2 separate regions of the Mus musculus genome follow, and region 2 is linked to region 1. A link is a loop called in an ENCODE intact Hi-C map of the cell type or tissue named here. Cell type or tissue: heart. All regions are shown on one strand.

The links. A loop is a pair of places that touch in the nucleus more often than their neighbours do. Peaks named below come from ENCODE experiments on the same cell type or tissue, not always from the same donor. Only the 100,000 strongest peaks of a DNase experiment are listed, where the experiment ranks them.
Region 2: it touches region 1 in a loop (8-fold over the local background); 32 of 42 quality-filtered maps call a loop at or near these places.

Annotation. Positions count from the first base shown.
Region 1 is chr5:134,482,059-134,490,058 of GRCm38, reverse strand. Clip2 (CAP-GLY domain containing linker protein 2) reads left to right here. Exons shown (of 17, transcript NM_009990.3): 17 at 1-676. Among named protein-coding and RNA genes, the nearest start is that of Gtf2ird1, 29 kb to the right of the region's middle. In heart, CTCF peaks have their summits at 217 (motif pointing right) and 3,917 (motif pointing right); a DNase peak (open chromatin) is centred at 298; H3K27ac peaks cover 1,045 bases.
Region 2 is chr5:134,175,855-134,183,854 of GRCm38, reverse strand. Rcc1l (reculator of chromosome condensation 1 like) reads left to right here and starts at 7,088. Exons shown (of 11, transcript NM_033572.2): 1 at 7,088-7,455. The coding sequence starts at 7,141. It also overlaps a transcript of Gtf2ird2 not described here. In heart, a CTCF peak has its summit at 3,822 (motif pointing left); DNase peaks (open chromatin) are centred at 934, 1,514, 7,084, 7,434 and 1 weaker place; H3K4me3 peaks cover 2,745 bases; H3K27ac peaks cover 2,761 bases.

The sequences.
Region 1 (8,000 bases):
TAGAAAATTCCTTAAACAAAGCATTCCTACAGCGTTTTGCTGGGTGAGAGGAATCAAACTGGTTCCCTTTCTTTCTGGGAACCCCTGCCATGTTACTCTAAAGACCCCAGCAACCCAGAGAGAGCCCTGCTTCCATCTTCCCAGGGCAGGACCACAGTGGTAAATCCTAAGGATGGCCCAGGTGGCCTGTGTGAGCGCCACTAGGCACCAGAAGGTGGCGCTCACGCTCTCGTCCTTAGGGAGGAGCTGACTTAGCAGCCCCTCAGCCCAACCCCCTGCTTCCTGTTGGCTTTTGGGTAGCACTTGCCATTAACAACAGCAGCCTAGAACTGACGCTTTAGTGGCCCGTCTGCAGAGCCAAATCTTGCTCTTTCCAGCACAATCGGGCAGCTCACGGATTAGGAATTAACAGCCAAAGGCTCCCACGGAAGGGACCAGAAGGGGCTGAGCCCCACCCTGGAGTGGGCTTGCACCTGGTAGGTGTGCAAGAAGCCATTTCCCCATAAGCACTGGCCTTTGATGGCCCCCTCAGCCTACCTGGTGTGGCCACCCAGCTGTGGCTCAGCCATCCCCGCCCTCCCTCCGCTCCCCCTCCCCCTCCCTCTCCCCCCAGTGGAATTGTGGAAGTGTGGCAAGTCCATGTTCGGACAATAAAGCTTGTGATTGAGGTTCAGGACTCCTGCTGCTGCCTGCTTCTGTCTTGGGCACCTTAGGGACAGGAGGGGGTCCTAACTTTGTTCTCCGGTGCCAGCTCATTTCTACTCAAATGTGACTGGTCAGTGGAGGTAGGGGAGGGGTGTGCTTTAGAGGGGCTGGATTTAAAGGAGATGGACTATGTCCTAAGGATTAACACCTGAGTTTGTCATTGGACTTCCACATGTGCACACATGTACCTAAGTGTACATGCATGTTCACGCGCACGTGCGCACACAAAGCATATTTCTAAACTCTGGATGTCATACATTTTTTTTTTTTTCTACACAGAGATAGGGTTTCTCTGTGTAGCCCTGGCTGTCCTGGAACTCACTCTGTAGACCAGGCTGGCCTCGAACTTAGAAATCCTCCTGCCTCTGCCTCCTGAGTGCATACGCCACCACTGTCTGGCCTGTGTCATACATATCTATTACTGGCAATGACCAAAAGCAACTTGGGGAGGAAAGGGCTTCATCTTCTCAGTTGAGGTCCTGTCCTGGTTTACTCCTCTGCTGTGACAGAATACCATGACCAAGGCAACTTACAGAATAATGCACTTAATAAGGCTTACAGTTTCCAAGCACGATCCGTGACCATCATGGTGAGGGGCACGGCTGCAGGCAGGCAGGCATGGTGCTGGAGTAGTAGCTGAGAGTTTGCATCTGATCTACAGACACAAGGCAGAAAGCAAGAGCTAACTGGGAAGGGCTTAGGCTTTTGAAACTTCAAAGCCCAATGACACCTCCTCCAACAGGCTATATACCTCCTAATTGTTCCCAAACAGTTCCACCAACTGGGGACCAAAGATTCAAACATGACCCTACAGGGGCCATTTACATTAGAACCCACCACATTCTGCTCCCTGGCCCCTGTAAGCTTGTAGCCATATCATAATTCAAAATGAATTCATTCCAACACTGTTCACAGGGCTCTCTTGAGACTTCAAGGCAATCTCTTAATTGTAACCTGCTGTAAAACGTAATTATATATGTCCTATAAGCGACGGTGCAGAGAAATTGCTAAACTAGACCTCTCCGTGGGTGGAAAGATTTATTGCGGAGCAAACTGCCAAAGCTGTCTCTGGGAGGGGTCGGGAGGCAGAGTGAGAAGCGAGAGTGGGAGAGTGAGCAGAATGAGACGCAGCAGGGTGGGGGTCTGAGCCGACACAGGCTGCTGGGAGTCACCAGGAACTAGGTGCCCTTTCCGAGGTAGTTGACCTTGGTGGAAGGCTATGGGAGGTTCCTGAAGGACTAAGGGTAGTTCCTGGTACCCAGAAACCTGCCCTTATGTTTGCCTTCTAGATAACAATCCCAATGCATTAGAGTGATCATTAATAACCACAAGAAAGAGTCGCCATTAGGCTGTCTTAAAATGTCCTCTGACAACAAAATCCCGAACTCTTCAATTTAAGCTAAGCATGGTGGCACACATCTTGAATCCATTATTCAGGAGATAAAGGCAGGAAGATCTCTTGAGTCCGAGGCCAGCCTGGTTTACAGAGTGAGTTCCAGGCCAACCAGGGCTACACAGAGAAACTCTGTCTTCCAAAACCAAAAACGAAACTCTTCAGTTTGGTCTCAGGCAGATTCTTAGGAAAAAGCAGCCACAGTCTTGGCTAAAATGATGCCTTAGGGGGCTGGCGAGATGGCTCAGCGGGTAAGAGCACTGACTGCTCTTCCGAAGATCCTGAGTTCAAATCCCAGCAACCACCCATCATGAGATCTGACACCCTCTTCTGGTGCGTCTGAAGACAGCTACAGTGTACTTATGTATAATAATAAATAAATCTCTGGGTCAGAGCGAGCAGGGACTGAGCGAGCATGACTGACCAGAGTGAGCAGAGGTCCTGAAATTCAATTCCCAACAACCACATGAAGGCTTACAACCATCTGTATAGCTATGGTGTACTCATATACATAAAATAAATACATAAATAAATCTAAGGGGCTGGAGAGATGGCTCAGTGGTTAAGAGCACTGACTGGCCTTCTAAAGGTCCCAAGTTCAAATCCCAGCAACCACATGGTGGCTCACAACCATCCATAATGAGATCTGGCTCCCTCTTCTGGGGTGTCTGAAGACAGCTGCAGTGTACTTACATATAATAAATAAATAAATCTTTAAAAAAATTTTAAAATCTAAAAAAACCCCTTACTCCGGTTGCTAATATTGTTCCCCTGTGAAACCTCTGAAGTTGGGCATAGGCTACAGCTCTCAGATAACTGTTCTGCTTCTAGGATGCTTTATTAAATCTGGCTTACAGCACTCAGTGTTTTTCTTAGTCCAGGGACCACGCTGTGCTGAGACCCCAGAGGCAGCCTGGAGTGTTCTGTATATTGGTCCTTCATTCGCACACTGAGTGTCAGATGACAAGAAGGTGTGGGGGCCACTGCTTCGTCACTTTAAGGGCTCCAGGTGAGGGGGTTACACTCTTTCTTTGGTGTGTCTAATATTTTCAATCACCCATATGCCCCTAGAGTCTCAATTTGTCCTGAAGGGTGGCACCCTTATTAAATTTTATTTGTTTATTTATTTTTGCTTATTGAGGCAGGGTCTCATTGTGTGTCCCTTGATTGTCCTGGATGTCACTCTTTTTTTTTCTGTTTTGTTTTGTTTTGTTTTTTGGTTTCTCGAGACATGGTTTCTCTGTGTAGCCCTGTCTGTCCTGGAACTCATTCTGTAGACCAGGCTACCCTCGAACTCGGAAATTCGCCTGCCTCTGCCCCCTGAGTGCTGGGATTAAAGGCATGTGCCACTGCACCCAGCTTTCTACGCCCAGGAATAAGTCACATACTAGTCTGTGCTACGTGAATGATGGTGTCTGCAGATCCGTTTGGGCGGGAGCCGTCATCCTCCACCCCAAAATAGAGACTCCTGGGGGCAAGACACAACCTGAAAAAAAGGCAGTTTTAGTCAATATAGAGTAACTTACAGCAGGCCACAGCCTGGTCTTAGCACCAGCTTACACAGTAAATTTAAAGACGGCCTGGGGGGCGTGAAGGAGGGGGAGGAAGAGAGGGAGGATAGGTAGAGTGGGAGGAGACAGGGAAGAGGTCGGGGAGAGAGAGGAAGGGAGAAAAAAAAGAGGAGATTGGAGAAGAGAAGAAAGAAAAAACAGGGCAGAAAGAGAAAGGTGAGTTGGGGCAGTGAAGAGGACACAGTGGGAGATGACATACATATAAGGTATGCATGTATATTTATAGTCCCTCCTGTAATGCACAGAACTCACCACAAGGTGTCGCCCTCAGCTGCTGCACCTTCCGGTCATCTCTATGGCACTTAAAAGGCATAGAACCTGACTGGCAAGCCTGCACAGGAAAGGCACAAAGTATCTCCCTCCCGGCCCTATAGTTCCCTGGTGGGGTGGTCCCAAGAAGCCACCAGGCTTGGTTCAGACTCCTATGTGGCTATCCATCTGTCCACCTATCCATCTTAGCAACAGAAGCCAGCTAGAAAGGGGACATTCAATTCATTTCCAGGAACCCTTTAGGTAGGATTTCATGTCCCTGGACTCGGATCCCCCTTCCTATACCCAGATCCTTGTCTGCCGTTGAGTGACTCAACATGCCTTTGCTGGGGTCCTTGCTGAATTGAGAACGCATAGTTCTGGCTCTTGTCTGGAACCTTTCTCTCAAGTGACAACAGAGGGAAGAACTAGCTGTCCCCTATGCTGCCCTCAGAGTCACCCTCAAAGCCCCTTCCGTGGCTCAGCAGCTGCCTTTCCCCCTGCCCTACTGGACCACTTCACACTGGATTTCCCAGACTGTTTCGCAAATCGGGCGCATCTCCCTTTTGCCCTCACTCAGTCCACATGCCTGCTCTATGCTGCATCCACCACCTTCTGTTCTTCACCCCCCTAACCCCCGTCAAAGCTCCAGTTGCCAACTAGACACACCTGGGAAGAGGGGACCTCAGTTGAGGAATTGCCTCCTAGACTGGCAGGTCTAGGGGGCGTGTTCTTAGTTGATGATTGATGGGCAAGGGTCCAGCCCACTGTGGGAGGTACCATTCCTAGGCAGGTAGCCGAGCAAGGCAAGGACCAGTAAGCAGCATCCCTCCATGGCCCCTGCTTTGATTCCTGCCCTGAATCAAATATGGATGGATGGGTGGACAGGTGGATAGACTGTAACTTGTAAGTCAAATAAACCCTTTCCTCCCCAATTTGATTTTGGTCAGTGTTTTGTTGCAACAGAAAGCAAATTAGGACACCCCTTTAACCTATGCTAACCTTTAGGACACCCCTTTAATCTATGCTAACCTTTCTGAACCACTGTCCACTCTGGCCTGGTCCTGAGTTTCTAGCTCAAACCTTATCCTCCAGAGAAGCCTTTTCATGTAAGCACATGCCTCACTCACTCACTATGTTGTACACATACAACTACATAGGCACATATGGACGTCCACTGATATATGAGCACATACACTCATAATTATCCACACACACATACACATACCAGAATATTCACATGTATACACATACAGTCATCCACACAATACTACACACATATGTGTATAAGCATCCATGTGTGCACATGTGTATCTATACATACACTTACTTTATATACACATGCATTGCAGTTGCTATTTTTGATTGTCAACTTGACTACATCTGGAATTAACTAAAACCCCACAATGTAGGGCACACTTGTAAGGGATTTTTGCTTAATTGGAAATTGAAAAAGACACACCTTTAATTTGGATCGTGAAGCAGGCAGACACACCTTTAATCCAGATCATCACTTGAGTTGGGGGAAAAATATCCTTTAATCTGGGCCACACCTTCTGCTCAAAGCCTATCTAAGGACCCAGAAGGAGGAGGAAAAGGAAGCTTTTGCTTTCTCTGTTTGCTCTTGCCTTGTTAGCTCTCCCATTCCTTCACTGGCATTAGAGATTGCTTCTTCAGGATTGCAGTGTACAGCAAAGACCAGCTGAGACTTCCAGCTTCATGGACTGAGAAACTACTGGATTCTTGAACTTTCCTTTCATATCTAGCAGTGTTAACGTAGCTGGAGCAGAGAACACTGACTAATACATGCATACACATATATTAACATATATTGTTTATGTACACATAAAAAAAACAAAACAAAACAAAAAAAGCCGGGCAGTGGTGGCGTACTCCTTTAATCCCAGCACTCCAGAGGCAGAGGCAGAGGCAGAGGCAGGCAGATTTCTGACTTTGAGGCCAACCTGGTCTACAGAGTGAGTTCCAGGACAGCTAGGGCTACACAGAGAACCCTGTCTCAAAAACAAAACAAAACAAAACAAAAAAAACATGTACACATATCTACACTTGCACACCCATTGCATATACATGTAAACATAAATATACACATTAATAGCACATATCCACACAGCTCACACAGAAAAATATGCCTATACAATATACATACATACATGGATACTCATAGACACACCTGTACTATACACACACACACACACACATATATGTGTGTGTGCATATATACTCAAGCACACATACCACATATATACAAGCCAAACATGCATATATGTATATATGCATATACACACAAACACCTTGTATGCACATAAACACATGCTCTTGCACAAGCACAAGTGGACAGTCATATCTACAGGTATATTCACAGCCATAGTCATACAGTGCTACATGTTGTACAGGCACACATGTGCATATATATATATATATATATATATATATATATACACCCACATACATTGCCTGTGCACTCATACACATCCATACACAGGGGCACCCAAGCATACACACATATATGTACACATGTACACACTCAGAAAATTTCTGCAGTGTTCTTCTTGCCCACTTGGCAAAGCCTCTGTGTCTCAGATTTTTTCCTGTGCAACACCAAGTTCATGTCCACAGGCAATGCCCTGACCACTGCCTGCAGGGCTGCCATGTCCCAGGCCAGGACCGCCTGCACATGGTTTGTTTACTGAAGAGGTATCAGATCTCTCATCTGTCTGCCTGTCTATCTATCTATCTATCTATCTATCTATCTATCTATCTATCTATCTATCTATCTATCTATCAATATATATACATAGATAGATAGGTAGATAGATAGATCTATATATCTATATATCTATCATCTATTTATCTCTCTGTGTATCTGTCTCTCTCTTTCACTGTGTCTGTCTGTATCTGTTGTCTCTGTGTGTCTGTGTCTGGCTCTCTGTTGTCTGTCTCTTTCTCTCTGTATCTGTGTATCTATCTGTCCCTTTCTCTCTGTGTGTCTGTCTCTCTCTCTTTCTGTCTGTCTGTGTGTTTGTGTGTCTAGCACTCTCTCTCTCTCTCTCTCTCTTGCTGTTTCATTGTTTGTTTTGAGACAGGGTCTCACTCATCCAAACCGGCCTCAACTCCGAGAATAACCTGAAATTTTTGATCCTTCTGCCTCTACCTCCCAAGTGCTGAGATGACAGGTGTATACCATCACACCTGGCTTCTCTGGCCATTTTTTTTTCTAGAATCTTCTAGCTCTGGGCTGGATGCTTTCTTCTTCTGAGACAGGTTTTTCTCAGTCCTCCTACCTTTTAAGCTTCTATCATGTTTAGAAAACAAACATGGCAGTCTCTCTCCCTGGGCTGGCTCCCCTAAAAGACTTCATCTCCTGGGTGGCCTCCTGCATCCAATTAGACCTCGCCTGAATCTTTAACGTTGATAGTTTAAAAAAAAATCTTTTAATCCAGGCTCCAGGCTTTGATCTCGTATCTTCTGGAATCATCTTTATCTGTCACTTAATTTTATCATTATTTTAAATCTCCCCACTTCTATCCGGCAAGAGGACCTTTCAAGTCCCTCTTCCTGGCTTCTAATTTTAACTCCCCGTGCGCTGATTGAGACTCAGACGTCACCCCAATCCTTTGCGGTTTCCACGTTTTCATCTTGCTGGCATTATTCTTGGTCCTTTCATCTGCTCTCCCTTTCTCTGTGTAAAGAAAACTCCTGGGCCCATGACTGGAGCTCAGTCGGTAGAGCGCTTGCACACAATCCTGGGTCCCATCCCACAATGCATGAACCATGGTGCTATGCAGAGGCAGGAGGTCATCTGCAGCTTAGAGTGAGTTGGATGTCAGTCTGGGATACAGGAGATCAGGCCTAAAACAATTCAAAACAAAGGCACCTACTTCTGTGGTTGTTTTTGGTTTGGGGATTTTGTGTGTGTGTGTTTGGTTTGGTTTGGTATTTTTTAGATAATGTGTTTGCGTCACACATTCATCCACTGGAAGTATGCAATTCACAGGGTTTTATTACAAACCACAGATTGTACACTTATCGCCATGCTTCTAGAACATTCTCACCCCTGCCAA
Region 2 (8,000 bases), 310 kb after region 1:
TGTTACTCAGGCACCCACTCCCCCCACCCCCCGCGACAGAGTTTTTCTTGTAGCCCTGGCTAGCCTGCGTTGTAGACCAGGCTGGCCTCGGACTCAGAGTCCACTGCCTCTGCTTCCCGAGTGCTGGGATTAAAGGCGTGCGCCATCACACCACCTACCTTTTAGGACATTGCATTTCCTTTAAAACTAATTTTTGTGCCTGTGTCAGTTCTATGTTCTTGTGTTTGCGTGGCTGCATGTCTCGGGAGCTATTCGTAAAGCACCATCTGTTGTAAGTATTTTGCCACCCTGTTTATATGCACCACGGGGAGGCCAGAAGAGGTCACAGTATCCCCTGGACCAGGAGTTTCAGACGGTATGGATGCGGGAACTGATCAAGTGTTCTTAACCACGGAGCCATCCCTCCAGCCCCACTTTACAAGGGTTCCAGTTTTATTTGTTTGTTTGCTTTAAAATATACTGGAAAGGGGGTTGGAGCAGTGGCTCAGCTGTTAAGAGCTGATAAGTGTGCTTTCAGAAGACCAGTGTCTGTGTCAAGCACAGCACACGTGCCTGTAACTCGCATTTCCAAAGGATTGGAATCCTTTGGCCTCTGTATGCACCCACACCCGCTTAAAAAAAATAAAATATTTAAAAAATACTTTTAAAGATTTGTTGCTTGGTGTACATGCCATTAATACTAGCATTCACAAGGAAGAAATAGGCAAATCTCTCTGAGTTTGAGGCCAGCCATGACTACATATAAGATCCTGTCCCAAAATAAAATGAGAACACTTTGTTCATATCAGGAAAGGCTGTGTAGCTTCCGACATAGTTTGTATTTGCTCGTGTTCTTGAGCTGGCTCCAATAAATCCTTTCCTCCCAGGTCACAAGTGGGTCACTGATTGCTAGATCCTATGGTGTTCGTCCAGCCTGAAAATCTCTTGCTCTGGCTACTTGTCAAAATCAGGTCACTCACCCTTGCAATGTGGCCTTTTAGGGCACAGTGCTTGGTGGCTGTTCTGGCTCCCACTCAATCTCCTTTCTTCCCACTCTCAGATTGCCATGACGTTTCCTACTTTCTGTCTCCAAGCTCTGCTGTCTGCCCTCAGTCCTTGACTTACTTAGTTTTAGGATTATTAAATAACATTTCCGTGTTGGGTGGTAGTACAGGCCATTAATCCCAGCACTCTGGAGGCAAAGGCAGGGGGATCTCAGAGTTCAAGGCCAGCATGGTCTACAGAATAAGTTCCTCGATAGCCAAAGATATGCAGAGAAACCCTGTCTCAAAAAGCATAACAATAACAACAAAACAAAAAAAAAAAGGCCCCCAAAACATTTACAGGATTTACAGGTCTTCAGTCTAGACCAGTCCTCTGAACTGGAGATCTGTGTAGCCAGAGTCTGTTTTGAAATCTCCACTCTCGAGATGACCAGCCTCAGGAGGACAACATGGCGCACCCTCTCCCTAGTCTTCTCCTCCTCCCTATCTCAAGGTCACAGGTTTCAGCCTACAATACTCGGATCCCATGGGATGGGAGCAGGTGCTGGAGGGCCTGCTTCATTTCCTGACAGGAAGCAGAGGAAGGAAGAGGGAGGGAGAGGGGGAGGAGAAAGGAGGGAAAGGAAAGGCAAGGCAAGAAAAAAGAAGAGACTTAGAGCTACATCATCAGTGAGCCACTTCCTCCAGCTAGGTCCTGAAATTTCCAGAGCACCCCAAATAGGGTAATCAGCTGGGGTTCACGTTTTCAATATATGGACTGGGGAGGACACTACCCCGACCATAATAGCTGGTTGAATTTTCCTCCCTCCACCACCCCCTGCCCCTCCCCCCTCTTCCTTCCTTCCTTCCTTCCTTCCTTCCTTCCTTCCTTCCTTTCTTTCTTTCTTTCTTTCTTTCTCTTTCTCCCTTTCCTTCCTTCCTTATTTTCTTCTCTCTCTCTCTCTCTCTCTCTCTCTCTCTCTCTCTCTTTCTTTCTTTCTTTCTTTCTTACCAGGCTGGCCTCCAACTGCCTCCTGAGTGCTGGGGTTAAAGACTTAAGCTACCACATCTGAGTAAATATATCCTAACTTATTAAAAAGAAATAGCCAGGCAGTGGTGGCACACATCTTTAATCTCAGCACTGGAGAGACAGAGGCAGGTGGATCTCTTGAGTTGGAGCCAGCCTGGTCTACACAGCAAGTTCCAAGATATAGCCAGGGCTATACTGAGAAACTCCCACCTTGAAAACAAACAGGAAAAGAAAAGAGGGGAGGGAGAGAGGAAGGAAACGGACACACACAAGTGTGTGGTACCATCTGGACTCCATGTGGACATGTGCACACACAAGCACACAGGTCCTAAAATAAAATAAAAAGCACTACTCGGGAGGCAGGGGCAGGAGATCTCTGTGAGTTCAAGGCCAGCCTGATTTACACAGCAATCTTCACGTCAGCCAGAGCTGCATAATGAGACCCTGTCTCAAAAGTTATAAATAAGCTACACATTGCAATCATAAAACATAAGCATCAGCAAGAGAGGCTAATTAAGAAAAGTGGGTCGTGTTTAGCAACCAGCAGAGTGCAGGATCCGCTCAGGCTGGTGGCCCGCACCCGTGGTGACACTGGTGAATGCTGCCTTCATGAGCAGGAGAACTCAAGGGTGAAGTGCCATTACGACTGTAAGTGCTACTACTATAGTAGTTAGCGTCTCTCAATTAACTCAGGAATTTAATGCAATCTCAATAGTAAAACCCAGTGGAATTTTATTACTGCTACTTGACAAGATGACTTTTAAATTTTCATGGAAGTAAATGTTACGCATAGCAAAGTCAATTTGGTGAGAAAAGAAAAGAGAACAAAACAGGCACCCTTGAATAAAAATGAGAACATACGGCACAGCTTCCGGAGCCTTGTTGTAGGATGAATTCATTTTTTTCCTTCCCCTGTTTTATTTCCAGACAAGGTCTCATTGTAGCCCAGGCTGGCCTCAAGCTCACTATGTAGCCAAGGATGACCATGAACGGATCCTCCTGCCTCTGCCTTCCAAGTGCTGAGAAGAGAGGCTTTTGCTCAGTTCATGTTCATCTTCCTCATAGATTCTAAATAGTATTTCAAACACTGAGATTATGTTTGTGGTAGACAATAAATTATTTTGGGGTAACGAGATATCCGCTTGGCCTCATGGGGTGGCACACACCCTCAATCCCAGCACCTCAGAGGCAAAGACAGGTGAACTCTGAGTTCCACACCAGCCTGCTTTACATAGTGAGTTCTAGGTGAGCCAGGGCCATTCAGTCAGGTCTTGTTTCAAAAAGAAAAGAAAAAAAAAGTCTATTAACAGTTTTTAACTGTGGGGTGGTGAGATGGCCCAGAGGATGAAGGCACTTGCCTTTTGAGTCTGAAATTCTTGAGCCCATCCTTGGAAGCTCCATGGTGGAGGGCGAGAAGTGACTCCCTAAAGATGCTTTCTAACTTCTGCACGTAACGCTGTGATGTGCATTCACCCCCAAATACATAAATGGAACATATTTTATTATGTTTTAAGATTGAGACTGGACTTGGTAGTGCTTGCCTGTAATCCTGGCACCCAGGAGGCAGAGGCAGGAGATTCAGGAGTTCAAACAACACAGCAAATTAAATACTAGCCCGGGCTACGTTAGACCCTGTTTCAAAAACCACAAACATTTACTTCTGTTGGGCTCTGGCTAGAACTCAAGAACTTGCACATACTAGGTGATCATGTTATCACTGGGCCACACTCCCTGCTTCTGACTACAATTGTAAATCTCATTCGGAGAATTCGACTGTTGTGTCCCTTGTCACAAAACAAGAACCAAATTGATGGGCAAGCATCGCCACCTAGTGGCCATGATTCACACTGTAGATGTCCTCTTGGTTGCAATTTTCGAAGGTTTTTTTTTTTTTTAAAACTTTTATTTATATGCATGTGTGCATATCTGTATGAGTGAATGCCACATGTGTTCAAGGGACCCTGGAGACAAGACGTCTATGTCAGAATCCCTGAAGCTGGAGTTGTTAGGTGGTTGTGAGTCACCTGATATGGGACCTGGGATCCAAATTTGAGTCCTATGCAAGTGCAGCAAGCACTCTTTTTTTTTTTTTGGTTTTTCGAGACAGGGTTTCTCTGTATAGCTCTGGCTGTCATTTGTAGACGAGGCTGGCCTAGAACTCAGAAATCCGCCTGCCTCTGCCTCCCAAGTGCTGGGATTAAAGGCGTGAGCCACCACACCCAGCTTTTTGGCTACTTTTATCTTTCGAACTAGGGTTTCACTATGTCAGCCAGACTGGCCTGGAACTAGGTATGTAGACCAGACTGGCTTCAAACTCAGAGATCTGCCTTTCTCTGGCTTTGGAGTGGTGAGAGTAAAGGTGTACACACCGGGCATGGTGTACAGTTCCTCCTTCACCATGCCTGCCTGGATACTGCCATGCTCCCACCTTGATGATAATGGACTGAACCTCTGAACCTGTAAGCCAGCCCCAATTAAATGTTGTTTTTATAAGACTTGCCTTGGTCATGGTGTCTGTTCACAGCAGTAAAACCCTAAGACAACACCTAATGACATCGTTCCACTCACACACCAGCTCCTTGCCAGACTGTTTAGTCAGGAAAGATACTTTGGCATCCGTAAACCGTCTTCATCCTCTTTCATTTTGCCCTCCATAGTCCAGATCTTTTTTGGGGAGTGGGGATGGGATAGGGTTTCTCTGTGTAGCCCTGGCTGCACACAGTCCTGGAACTCACTCTGTAGACCAGGCTGGCCTCAAACTTACAGAGATCCACCTGCCTCTGCCTCCTCGGTGCTGGGATTAAAGACCTGTGCCACCACTGTCCGGCTTTGGTCCATATCGTAAGACACACACACGTCCTCACTTCTTGCCTTGGCTTTCCGGGGTTGGATTGACTTTGCTTTCAGTTTATACTGGGAAGTCAGGTCCCTCCTTGTGAGTATCAAGTGTCTTTCTTGGTCCATGCTCTGCTCTCCTGAGACCTGACCTGAGACTGATCTGGATACTGTAAGCTGAAGCTTATGAATCTTGCAGCCGCATCCTGTGGTGAAGCATCCCCTTTGGGGAAGGACTTCGCCTGGATTCTAAACAACAGGAGGTGTGTCCCTTATCACATGAAAGCAATAGGCCAGCTGACTGCCGGCCTTCTTGGTGATTTACATCCCCACTGTAGCGGAGAGCTCTGTAAAGCTCTTTTCTGGGTGCCCCACCTTTTAGTTTACTTTGCATTTATTTTGTGTGAATGTGTGGGGAGATGCCCATGATGCTGAATCGGCCCGGAGGTCAGAGGACAACTTGCAGGTGTCTGTTCTCTCCTTCGGCCCCCACGTGGTGGTCCTGCCTGGGATTTGGGCTTGGCGGCACACACCTATGCCCTAAAGCCATCCTGTTTGTCCCCCATGTATCCCCTTATCTCATTGGAGGATTTTGCTTTATGAAACAGTGCTACATCCTGGCAAAGCGGTAAGAACGCAGCGATGCCACACTTCACAGACTAGGTGTGTAACATATCCTTGAGCTTGTCTTGGGATTAAGTACACATTGGATGAAGTATGGGGCTTCAGATGGACCTCAGTTGACAGTGTGTTTCTAGCATGCAGGATGCTCTGGGTTCCATCCCAGGACTGTGTAAACTTGGCATAGTGGTGAACACTGGAGATAGGCAAAAAGGTCAAGAGTTCAAGGCCATCCTTGGGTACATAATGAATTCAAGCTCAGCCTGGGCTACATGAGACCCATCTGAAGGAAAACTAATTAGTACGTTCCTGTTTATCAAGAAATACACACTAAGGATGAGCAAAGGGAGTTCGGGGGGAAGGATCCACTCTGTATTAGGGGATAACTTTTAGGAAGCCCTGCCATGGACTGTAGTCTTTATTTCAGGGACTGAATTTCTCTGTGTAGCCTTCATGCTGGAATTGAGATCTAAAGGAAGTAAGAAGGGCCCCTGGAAGCCAGGTGTAGTTTAATCAGGGTTGAACCTGGCACACTGGCATGGGTCTGTAATCCCATCACTTGGGAGGCTGGGGTAGGAGAACTGTAGTGAGGTAGAGGCTAGCCTGGGTTACAGAGTGAGACCCTGTCTTAGAAAAATATTCAATTAGAGGGCTGGAGAGAGGGCTCAAGAGTTAAGAACACTGTGCAACAACAATGACAAACAAAACAAAATACTGTTTACTCTTCCAGAGGACCAGAGTTCTAATTCTAGCATTCACATGGGGGTGTGTGGGAGTGGGGTATCAACTGTAACTGCAGTTCTAGAGAATCTAACACCCTCTTCTGAGGCCTCCACAGACACTATACACGCAGGGTACACAGATATACATGCAGGTAAAGTACCCATATGCATGAAATAAAACCGCCTAAAATAAACTAAATCAACCAATCAGTGCTGGGTATGGTGGCACACACCATTCAGGAGGCAGGGGCAGGTTTGAGTTATCCTGGTCTACAGGAACAAAGCAAGTTCCAGGCCAGTTAGGGCTAAATAATGAGATTCTGTCACAAACAAACAAACAAACAAACCATATATATTAATAGGTTTTCTTTCTTCTAGGGTGGTTTGCAATTTGCAGCAATATTCCTGCCTCAGCCTAAAGTTGGGGTTACAGGTGTGAACCACTGTGCCCAGCTACCTTCCCCAGTTTTGCTTCCATGAGATAAGCATCTAGGATGTTCCCTCTGTCTCCTTTCAGTATTTATACAAAACACTTCTTGGAATTGGGAGAGTAGTCTGTGTTAACCTATACCCTAAGGATGTGTGAGGACCTGGGTTCAATTCCCAGCTCCACCTAAGTAACTCCACACCAAAACTAACACACACACACACACACACACACACACACACACACACACAGAATTTAAAAAGGGGCAGTAAGAATCATAGAACACTTCACAGACATCTTCAAATAATAGCTTGACACTCATTTAAGTCCCCTACTCATGGATAGACGGTGAAGCCATAGCCTTCTCAAGTCTTTGCTTTCCTGGAGTAGTAATCATCTGCCAATAGTAAACATGGTTGTCTTTCCCTTAGCGCGTCGCCTTCAGCCAGTAGTAAGCATGGCCGTATCTACTTCCGCCAGGCTAGAGGTCAAGGGTGACACAAGATGGCGGCGCCCATAAGCGGTTGAGGCGTGACGCGGAGGATGTTGGCGGCGGCCCGGGCTCTGCGGGGGCCGCGGCCGAGGTGGCCGACACCGGCTCGCGAGCACTGGACACCGGCCGGCCGTTCGCGGAGCCGGCGAGAAGCGGCCGAGGCCGAGGCGGACGTTCCGGTGTTTCAGTACGTGGGCGAGCGCGCGGCTCGCGCCGATCGCGTCTTCGTCTGGGGCTTCAGCTTCTCCGGGGCGCTCGGGGTGCCCAGCTTCGTGGTGCCGTCCTCGGGGCCTGGACCGCGCGCCGGCCTGCGGCCCCGACGCAGGATCCAGCCGGTCCCCTACCGCCTGGAGCTGGATCATAAGGTGGGGGCAGTGGCATCCTCGCTGGCATCTCTTAGGGAACTTTCTTCCCCGCGTGGCCGGATTTCCGGGAGCAATGACCTCCGAGATCCCGGGATCTGCAGAGGGAGGCATGAGGGGTGGCTGCCGAGAAGTCTGTTTCTCCCAGTGCTCCGTCCTTCACTGCTGAGCCTGTTTATCACGTCTGTGGATCTTGGGGTCTCGTTCAGCATTTTTAGCAGTTTGCTTGTGGCTCGAGAGAGTTTGGTGTCTTCCCTTACTTTCTTGCCCATTGGCGTAGCTTGACAATCGCACCAAGGATTCTGCCCTTAGATCATTCGCTCAGGCCCCCCCCCCCCCCAAAAGGCCGGAGCTGTCACCTCCCAGTTACAGAGGATGAAAGGGAGTAGCAGAGAGGTCAAGTAAGGTCCAGGGCCCCACAGCTGGGTGTAAATGGTGGTATTTGTAACTTAGACTAGACAGCTCCCTTGAGGGACGGGACATTCCACAGGTCGGAGGTGTGTCGGCTAGAGTCAGTGATGGGCAGCCGGAAAAGGAGATGCTCATCT